Linked DNA regions of Homo sapiens: region 1 is linked to region 2. A link is a loop called in an ENCODE intact Hi-C map of the cell type or tissue named here. Cell type or tissue: PC-3. All regions are shown on one strand. Links, peaks and the distances in the headings refer to the core of each region. The heading gives the core; the rest is flanking DNA. Region 1 overlaps FBXL13 (F-box and leucine rich repeat protein 13). Region 2 holds the start of LOC105375434.

Region 1 (5,382 bases), core at 242-5,241, 150 kb after region 2:
TACAAGAGGGACAGCTGTGGATCTGAGAAATTTTATGTGCGAATCTGAAAGAGCCAATCTCTCAAGATGAGTTTTGAGTACCTAACTGGGCTGAAATTTAAAATAGAGTCAGGTGGCCATTTGCTGACTAGAGCTCACACACATACTCTGAGTTCCCAGAAAACCTACACATCTGCTTAACTTTGGGGTTGTCATAGCTAACAGTTTCTGTCCACGTGGCCTGAACCAACCAATAGAGTGTAGCCTGCACTGACCAATCAGAAGCCAGCAGCATTGACCAATCAGAACTCTGCAAGTGTCAACCAATCAGAACTAAGCCAGTTTGAATTCTGTATTTGCATAAGAGGACCTGAGTGGAAAGCTGGGTGGGAATTTTAACTATAAAAGCGAAACCCTCCTTTTTTCTTTAATGTATCTTTTGTTTCCACTGAAGGGTTTGTCTTCCCCGTTTGGAAACTGTTCACTGGAATAAAGTCTCTCTTCTCGAAATTCCTTTTCAGATAACTTTTTTCACATCCCCAAAGTCAGACAACTACAAAACTGAGGGCAGGACCTGGTTTTTCTGTGTCCTTGGCTAAGCTTATAGCCTCTATATCTTTTTTTTTTCCTCTTGGAGAATTCTAAAGAAATAGAATATATATTAATATTTCATGAGACAAAAAGCAATAATTAAGAATATTATACATCTGTTTAGTTGTCCTGTCCTTAAAAAAACAAGGGTAACTTTTTTAAAGTTACTAAATCTTGATATGACAGAAAAAAAAGCCAGTATTATTTTTATAGATATCCTCAAAATTTCCCCAAATAATGTGCAGAATGTTCATTAAAAATGCACAAGTAATAAGAGTAGATTTATATAATAGCATATAAACATATAAGTTAATTATTCTAAGACTAATATCTTGAATGGTTGGGTTTGTTATGCTTATTAATGTATAATAGATTTGCAAAGTTAATTTTTTAAATCATACTTTTTAAATGGCATTTAATCTGGTTCACTAACTCAGGGACTTGAGAAGGAAAGGTGTGAAAACAAAAATGTGATGTGAATTTGGTCTGAACCTTATTTAAAATGGTTAGAAGTGTTAGTTTTTTAAATAAATTGAGGTTTTTTATATACAGGCTGTTTAATGTTTTGAAGGAATAATTGAAACCAGCAATTTGGATTGGGATACAATTTGAACTTTCTTAGAATACACATAACAAACTGTAGTCTTGCATTTTAGGTTCAGTTACATCAACTCATGAAAACAAGTCAGGTTCTGTTTTGCAACCATTTTTCTTAGTATCATTTACCCGTTAGGAAATGCTGCTTAGTTAGCAGATGGTAGGGCTCATACACTATCAGTCAAACTGTTGGCCAAACTTAGAGCTAGTGGGAGGGTTGGCAAAGACTGTTTTCCGTGAAAATACAAGTTTGGTTTTTTTTTTTCCTTCTGTGTAGTTTGGCAAGCAACACAGAGAAAAGCCTTATGCTGATGAATTTGGAAACTCTAAAATAGTTAAGTAATGCAGTTTCTTAAAATGTAAAATTACTTGATTAGTTTAATAATGTAAGTGTTGCTTTAGGGTTGTCTTCATTTTAAACAACTATGACTTCTTGTTTGTAAAAGATATATGTCATGTGGACTTGCAAACGGTTATAAAATCACCTTCAGATTTTACTGTGTTGATGACTCATTTTCTCACTTGGGGAAGAAAAGAAACATGGATAGCTATTAAAACTAGTACCATGTTGTAAAAGAGCCAGATGGTTCAGGCCTGTTTGATTAAATTACTTAGAATTACTTGTAAAACAAAAGAATATTCCCAGTGACTTTTCAGATCTATGTTTTGATAACCTCAGGGGTCAGTCTGACCTCATTTCACCAATGCAGACAGTGGTTCCAGGTTTCATAGCTGTGTACTGTGTGAACTTCAGATAAGGAAAGGTTCCACAACCACATTGCTCTATCAAGGAAGTATGTGGATATTGGCTCAAGTTGTGGTGTGGGTGAAAAAGCAAATGAAACAAAACATCTAGAAGTCACTTTGGGAACAGTTGATTTTTGGTGGAACATTGCTCTACCCATAGACCTCACTTTCATCACTTTAGTCTTAATCGCTGTCTCTGTTAAAGTGTTTACAGGCTGGGCGTGGTGGCTCATGCCTGTAATCCCAGCACTTTTGGAGGCACAGGCAGGTGGATCGCTGGGGTCCAGAAGTTCCAGAGAAACCTGAGCAACATGGCAAAACTGTGTCTCTATGAAAAATACAAAAATTAGCCAGATGTGCTGGCGTATGTCTTGTAGTCCCAGCTACTCGATGGGCTGAGGTGGGAGGATTGCTTAAGTCTGGAGAGGTTGAGGCTGCAGTGAGCTGTGACTGTGCCACTGTACTCCAGCCTGGGTGACAGAGTGAGACCCCATCCCCCTCCCAAAAAGGGAAAAAGTTTACAAGTGATTTTGATCTAAAGTTTTCATGACTTTTAAATTGCAGAAGCAGTTCTATTAATTTTAGCAGGACCACCCTTGCAAAATGATCTAGCATATGAAAGACAAAAAACTATACCCCAGTAAGAGGCAGCCACATGGAAATGGGGAGAATGTGCCCTGGAGTCTGGGTGGCCGCTTCTGTCACTAGCTGTGTGACAGCTGTGGCTGGGCATGCTGCTTAATGTTTCTGTTTCTAAATTGTCTCATTTGTAAAAAGGAGATGATAGAGAATTTAAGTTGACAGTAACAAGATGTGTTTGGAAAGGTGGGTTGGGTCTGCGTTGTTGAGGCCTTGAGTATCCACTTAGGAGATGGGTTTTAACCAGTAGGCAGTGAGGGACCACTGCAAGCCAGTAACATGATGGCAGACTTATAAAGCTGTTCTTTTTCTCCCTTCACTGTTCTTCCCTCACCCTCCCCCTGCCTTGGGTGGGTCAAGGGGGTTGGATGAAGTCTGGAGGTAGACAGATTTCTCTAAGAGCATTAGGATAGTATCAGTGGGAAATTAAAAAAAAGGACCCATGTGAGAACCAAAGCATTAACAGAATTCTGGGACCCATAGTATCTGGAGTGAAAGAATGAGTGAGGAGGGTGATAGGGCAGCATTGAGACTGGGTGACTGGAGGGGTAGGAGGCTCAGAAGTAATGCAGTCAGGAGCAGAGCCAGCTTCTTTATTGATCTTACAGGCATGACTCACACTGCGCACCACTTATTCCTGACTCATGCTTCCTGTCTTGTTAAGTATTTTTCTTTCCATATCATACAATGTTCCATTGGAATGGTTGGTGGAACCTAATTTATTTTAGCAGTTTACCATCTGTTTCAGGTGGCTTGTGATTTGCATTGAAGCAATTTATCAATTAACTCAAGAGTCCGTGTTTTATGTTCCAAAGACAGCCCTCCTTTTATTGCACTACAAGGTAACATTAAACAGGAGAGAACTGCCAACTTGCTCTTTCCCATGCCTTCCCTGGTCCTATGATCTTAAATTTCTTTCTTTCTATTGATTTATTCCTTCATGTCTAAAAATGTGTTTGACTCACTCCTTTCCTATAAATCATTTCTCAATGCTGCTAAGTATTCTATTTTTCTCCTGTTATGTGTTGGCAGACTTCTTGACACTACCTCCCACCTGCCCACTGTGACACTCAAAAACTGCTTTAAACAGTCTCTACCTGGGTGTTCCAAAGGCACAAGCCAATTCATCATTACCAAAACAGAACTCATCATTTTCTTCCTCCAACCTTCCTTTTCCCCCATATCCTGTCCAACCCTGTCTCTTGTATCCTGTTTCTCAATGAATGGCACTATCATCTACTCAGCTGACTTGGCCAGAATTTGGAAATATCTTTGACTTCTCTCTTTTACCCCCTACTGCATATTTTTTTCTTTTTAGCATGTAATTTCACTTTCTTTCTTCTCTCCATTCTCTCTGGCACTCATTGTCTATTAGTGACATTACTATCAAATTCAAAGCTACTGAATTTGTCTTCTGGCATCTACTCTTGACTGTTGACTTTGACCACCTGACTTATTTTTCATTTGTCCACCAGAGTTGTCTTTCTCAGATCACATTTATTCATGTCACTTCCTGGTTAAAATCTCTCCTGAACTCTGTTGGCTTTAACATGCTGCATGAGGATTTCCAGTTCTAGCCTCCACTACCTCTCAGCTGCATTCTCCATCATTGCTCCAGACGAGCCCTTGGCTGTAGCCATGTGGAGTTACTCCATGTTACCCAAGTTCAAGGCACCCTCTCTGGCCATATGCCTTCACCCATCACGTGCTCTCTTTGTAGGCTCTCTCCTCTTCTTCCTTGCCCTACTCAGTCCTGCTTAGGCTCAGCTCAGATGTCATCTCTTCCAGAAAGGCTACCTTTGATCCTCTGTCCTCTCTCTCAGTCTTGGTTAGTTACCCTTCCTCTCTGTTCCCAGAGTCCCTCTTGAGATACTTTTTACTCTCTTATAATGGCCTATTTTGTGTTTTCTTCTTGGACTATATGTGCCTTGAGGACAGGGACAGTGTCTTACCTGCTTTGAATTCACAATCTGTAGATGCCCAATAAATATTGGTTGAATGATCGAATGAAAAATGATGTTTTCTTTTCAGCTCCACTATTACAAACTTGGTCTCATCAAGGTCCCAGGAATTTCTTAATCATCAAATCTGATTGCCTATGATCCCTTCTTGTCTTGCTTTTTCAGTAGCACTTGATTCTGGGCTTCTGTGGCATGACATTTCCTGTTTCTTTTCTCTGGGAATTATTTCTCTATCCTCAGGATAGGTTTCTTGCTCTCTCCTCACACCCAGATGTTGGCTCTGGTCTGACTGTACCTCCAGATGTTGGCTTTGGCTCTCTCTCTTTGCCCTACATTCTTACTAGGTCATGGCAGTCACAGCTAGGCTTTCACCCACCACTCTCTGGTGTCGGCATTGCTTTGGAATCATGATAAGGACATTTCCAATTTACCTATTATTTGGAAACTTTAACCTTTTAAATCTTGATGAATGTGAAGCCAGTGCTACTTATGATGTGCAGTAATGTCGGGAGAGTCAACTGGTTTTGGGGAAAGAGAAACTTAATTTTGGATTCAGTGAATTTGAAATGTCAATGAGACATTAAGTTAGAAGGTCCTAGAAGTATCTGAAAAGTAAGAGTCACTGAATTCTACATATACAGCAATTTTAGAGTTATGTGATCCAACCTCTTTTACAGGAAAATATTCCTCACAGATGTTCTTGAGGTTTTAGAGGGCACCCTCTTCCGTATCTGAGTTTGGAACCAATTGAGAAATAGAGAGATGGAAGTGGACATATTTTCTGATACAGCTGATAGGAGACTATGACTTAAGATCACTGACAAAGGATACTACTTCATTCTTTCATCCCTGAATCAGATAGACTCGC
Region 2 (5,382 bases), core at 307-5,306:
CCACCATTTCACAGATATGAAATACTTTACAATTCTTGGCTGAAAGTTGATTTTCTTTCTCAATCTTTCCTCATATAGTGTCTCACTTTTATGTGTAGACTAAATGCCGATTGTATATAAATGTACATGTGCTGTTTGGAGCCTCTTTTTTAGCTGGGTGAACGCTAATACTGATGATGCACATATTGAATATCATCAGAATGAAGAATTTGATCTAATAAACTTTTTTGGTATTCTTAGCAACATTGTCTTAGTTAAGCCTGATTACGTATAGCATTATAATTTTTTTCTTTTGCTTAGCCACCCGAATACCTTCACATCTTACTTTATAATCTTCATCTTCAATTTAGTTTAAACTGCGCACACATTTATAAATTTTTTTGAAGATATGACTATGCATTTATATGGTCACCTGAGACATAGAATGATCAACCCTCCAGGTTTTCCCAGAACCAAGGGAGTTCCCAAGATGCAGGAATTTTTTTTTTTGAGACAAGAGTCTTGCTGTGTTGCCCAGGCTGGAGTGCAGTGGCTCAATCTCAGCCTACTGCAACCTCCACCTTCAGGTTCAAGCAATTCTTGTGCCTCAGCCTCCTGAGTAGCTGGGACTACAGGCATGCACTACCATGCCTGGCTAATTTTTGTATTTTTAGTAGAGACAGAGTTTTGCCATGTTGGCCAAGCTGGTCTCGAACTCCTGGCCTCAAATGATCTGCTTGCTTCATTCAGCCTCTGAAAGTGCTGGGATTACAGGTGTGAGCCACCACACCTGGCCTAAGATGCAGGACTTTAAATGTTAACACTGGGAAATCCTCAGGCAAACTAGATATGTTGATCCTCCTACCTGACAGTTTCTCTTTATGGGACTTGACTAGCCATTCTCCCCAGCTTGAAAGATAACATGTTAGGTGGTTTTATGCTGGATAAACTGAGACACCTTTTGAAAGCAAAGGAAATGTCTTCAAGGTACCATGTGTATTTTGTTTATGTGACTAAAATACAGAACCAATTATTTGTTGATGGTTCTTTTCAATGTAACTGTAAATTAGAAAAATTGAGTAATGAAAGTTATAGCATTTGAAACCTTCTTCATGTAAAATTAAAGGGGCAATTATATTTATAAGAGAACTAGTATTTATTGAGCATCTCCCAAGTACCTTTTACTTTGCAAAAGGGGAGAAAATTTTGTTGAAAGCCAAAAAAACAAAACAAAAGAAAAGGTGAGCCTTGTCAGTGAGACCATAACTGTTTGCAAAATGCTACTAACTTTAGAACCTAGGTATCTACTCAAGATAAATTTATTGAATTTTCCTTGTAGATTCAACATGATTAGTGGAAAGAGCATGGGCTTTGGCATCTGGTCAACTTGGGTTTCATCCCTAGATCCAACTGTTAACAACTTTATTGCTTTATGGAAGCTATTAAACTCTGTGAGCCTCTTTTACATCACCTATAGCATGAGGATAATAATTATCTAAAGTGCTTGGTACATAGTAAATGCTTAGTAAATGATAAATGGACCAGGTGCCGTGGCTCCTGTCTGTAATCCCAGCACTTTAGGAGGTCAAGGCAGGAGGATTGCTTGAGGCCAGGAGTTCAAGGCTGCAGTGTGTTGATCAAGGCACCCACATATGGATTAGGAAAGCTGTATTTTGGGCATTTGTTACCATTGGTGTTTTTATAGCTCCCCTAAACCTGAACCTCCCAGTTACGGTAATCGTATCAGTTAGGATTAATTTGTTGTGATTTGAAAGATTGCTCAAATATGTTTTTCCTACACATGAAAGAAGTCCAAAGTTGGACAGTTCAGGCTTGGTATGGTGGGCCCTGAAGTCCTTCTGGCTCTCCTCGATGCCATTCCTTGGATGTGGCACCCTCCTGGCTCAAGATGGCTCCAGGTAGCCAGATGCAGGACAAATCGAGAAGAATGCCTCCCTTTCCCTTAAGGAGACTTCTGGAAGCACCATAAAAGGCTCGTATCACATTGTTCAAAGTGTCACCAACCTGGCCATCCCTAGCTAGAAGGCTGAGAAATGTCATCATTTAGCTGATGCATAGTTACCCTAAGTAAAACGGGTTCTGTTACTGAGAAGAAAAGGAAGAGAAGATTTTTTTTTTTTCTAAATACATGACAGATTAAAGAACACTAGATTTTATGGCAGGCATCTTTTCGTCTTTACCACTGTGCTGCCGCTTTACCACATAGAATTTAACTACTCAATTATTCCCCAAGACTTTTCTATTTTTATTTATTTATGTTTATTTATTTATTCTTAGACAAGCTCTTGCTCTGTCACCCAGGCTGGAGTGCAGTGGCATGATCACGGCTCACTACAGCCTTGACCTCCTGGGCTCAAGCAATCCTCCTATCTCAGCCCGCCACACCTGGCTAATTTTTGCGTGTGTGTGTTTGTTTTTTTGTTTTTTTGTTTTTTTTTTTGTAGAGACAGAGTCTCACTATGTTGCCCAGGGTGGTCTTGAACTCCTGGGCTCAAGTGATCTGCCTGCCTTGGCCTCCCAACGTGTTGGGATTACAGGTGTGAGCCCCTGTACCTGGCCAGTTTTAATTTTTGTTAGCAGAGTTGGTGGGGATCTCCACTGTTGACTTTTGTCTCTCTGTCTTCTGGTCATTTTTGCTTCTATTATTTGACTCCTAGCAGGAGATCTTTTAAAAAACAATTAACTGTATCCTAATGAAGAGTGATTAGGAGTTTAAGCTCTGGTTTTTTCATTTATTCATTCCATAAATATTGTGCACTCATTGTGTACAGGCTGCTTTGTGTTATTGACAATGTGAATCATTACTGATTATATTTCCCTTTTTTTGACTTGGCTTCCTGGGGGCACAGAGTCAAATTTGTGACTCAGTTGGATTGAGTACAAGCCTTGCCCTGTCAAACTTTCTTTTTTTCTGTCACCCAGGCTGCAGTGCAGTGGCACGATCTTGGCTCACTGCAACCTCTGCCTCCCTGGTTCAAGTGATTCTCCCACTTCAGCCTCCCAAGTAGCTGGGATTACAGCCGCCTGCCACCATGCCTGGCTATTTTTTGTATTTTTAGTAGAGATGGGGTTTCACCATGTTGGCCAGGCTGGTCTCGAACTCCTGACCTCAAATGATCCACCTGCCTCGGCCTCCCAAAATGCTGGGATTACAGGCATGAGTCACCATGCCTGGCCCCTGTTAAACTTTCTACCTAGCAATGTGGTTAGTCTTCCCATCCCACTGTATAGCAGTTTCAGGATGATGCTGCCTCTCTAACTTGGAGTGCTGAACAGGAAGTAAGAGTTGGCTTTACGGTAGGCAGCTGCCAGGCTAGCATAAATTCTGGCATACCAGAAAATCCCTTTGATCCTTCCTAAATGCTTGTCTTACTTTGTGCCAAATGACTAATGATTTAAAGCAGTGGTTCTCAACCCTGCCTGTATATCAGAAACACCCACAGAACTTTTAAAAATTATCTAGAGAAACTGCCCCACCTGACATTTTGATTCAGTAGCCTCTGGTGTAGTTTAAAAAGCTCCACAGGGGAGCTCTTTCCTTTCGCTGCTGTGGCTGCAGCCTTGAGTATGCTCAGGCTTCAGAAGAGGCTTGCCTCTAGTGTCCTCTGCTGTGGCAAGAAGAATATCTGGTTAGACCCCAATGAGACCAATGAAATCACCAATGCCAACTCCCGTCAGCAGATCCGGAAGCTGATCAAAGATGGGCTGATCATCCGCAAGCCTGTGATGGTCCATTCCCCCGCTTGATGCCGGAAAAACACCTTGGCCTGCCGGAAGGGCAGGCATATGGGCATAGGTAAGCGGAAGGGTACAGCCAATGCCCGAATGCCAGAGAAGGTCACGTGGATGAGGAGAATGAGGATTCTGCACCGGCTGCTCAGAAGATACCGTGAATCTAAGAAGATTGATCGCCGCATGTATCACAGCCTGTACCTGAAGGTGAAGAGGAATGTGTTAAAAAACAAGCAGATTCTCATGGAACACATCCACAAGCTGAAGGCAGACAAGGCCCGCAAGAAGCTCCTGGCTGATCAGGCTGAGGCCCGCAGATCTAAGACCAAGGAAGCACACAAGAGCTATGAAGAGCACCTCCAGGCCAAGAAGGAGGAGATCATCAAGACTTTGTCCAAGGAGGAAGAGACCAAGAAATAAAAGCTGCCCCTTTGTGTGTACATACTGGCCTCCGTGATTACATAGATCAGCCATTAAAGTAAAATAAGCCTTTATCTGCTTGCAAAAAAAAAAAAAAAAAAAAAAAAACAACTCCACAGGTAATTCTGATGTACATTTGAGGTTTCAGGGCTTGTACCCATGTGGACTGGAAATGATCTAGGGAGGATTTGCACTTTGTTCCTTATCTGTCACACACTGGAAATCAGATCTTTCTTGAAAACCTGTTTTGGCCATGGAAAAAGCAGATGGGGGGAACAATATGATAGTAGAGTCACTTGGGTAAGAGAGGCAAGAATACTGAAATGCTTTAGGGGAAACTTATTTACTCGTGATTTATGTAGAGCTGGCCTTGCTTGCCTATTTTGCCAGCTCCCATTGTGGGAAATTTTTCCTTTGAGCAAAAGAATCTGTTTAACTGGAGCTTCAAGCTCTGGGAAAAGTGCTGAGTCTGCATGTGGCCACCATTAGTATCATGAGTTTTCAGCTTCTGCTCCTTGGGCCAGTGAAGGGAGATAAAGGGAAGTCAGGTAGATTATTATTTTCAGAATCAGGAGACTATCAATGAGTCTTCTGAGCTAATGAGAGCCTTCTGGTGACTCCAGGAGGGTTAGTGAGGCCACAAGGAACTATGAGGTCGGGTAGGAATCCTGTTTTGAATTAAGAGTTCTGCACTTTGGGAGGCCAAGGCGGGCAGATCACGAGGTCAGGAGATTGAGACCGTCCTGGCTAACATGGTGAAACCCCGTCTCTACTAAAAATACAAAAAAATTAGCCGGGCGTGGTGGCGGGCTCCTGTAGTCCCAGCCACTTGGGAGGCTGAGGCAGGAGAATGACGTGAACCCGGGAGGCGGAGCTTGCAGTGAGCCGAGATCACGCCACTGCACTCCAGCCTGGGCGACTGAGCAAGACTCTGTTTCAAAAAAAAAAAAAAAAAAAAAAAGAGTTCTGTGAATTCCAAGATCAGGCCTTCTCTTACTCAAATAGAACAAAAACACATTCCAGAGTTTATTCTGCTTCAGTTTATTCATACCATTTCCCTCAGCTTCCTTATCACATTAGTGTAGAAATGCAAAAATGGTATACATGTATATCCTACTATCTCATTAAAACTGTTACTGTTTATAGCATAATGAAACAGTGGCTTAGTTATTCAGTGCTTACTATGTACTGTGTGCCAGAGACTGGGCTAGGAATTATGAAACTGAGGTT

Evidence for each region. Hi-C counts contacts between places; a loop is a spot of excess contacts. Peaks named below come from ENCODE experiments on the same cell type or tissue, not always from the same donor. Only the 100,000 strongest peaks of a DNase experiment are listed, where the experiment ranks them.
Region 1: it touches region 2 in a loop (2.6-fold over the local background); 1 of 110 quality-filtered maps calls a loop at or near these places.

The regions. Positions count from the first base shown.
Region 1 is chr7:102,989,652-102,995,033 of GRCh38, reverse strand. All of the region lies in intron 7 of FBXL13 (F-box and leucine rich repeat protein 13), which reads left to right. Among named protein-coding and RNA genes, the nearest start is that of NFE4, 19 kb to the right of the region's middle. RefSeq lists enhancers at 2,998-3,292, 2,319-3,518. In PC-3, for the core only: no CTCF peak of the experiment used is centred there; a DNase peak (open chromatin) is centred at 3,173; H3K27ac peaks cover 3,420 bases.
Region 2 is chr7:103,140,119-103,145,500 of GRCh38, reverse strand. All of the region lies in intron 1 of NAPEPLD (N-acyl phosphatidylethanolamine phospholipase D), which reads left to right. It overlaps LOC105375434, which reads right to left and starts at 3,735. Exons shown (of 3, transcript XM_047421168.1): 1 at 3,660-3,735. The coding sequence starts at 3,735. It also overlaps the pseudogene RPL19P12. In PC-3, for the core only: no CTCF peak of the experiment used is centred there; DNase peaks (open chromatin) are centred at 2,830 and 3,260; H3K4me3 peaks cover 881 bases; H3K27ac peaks cover 2,593 bases.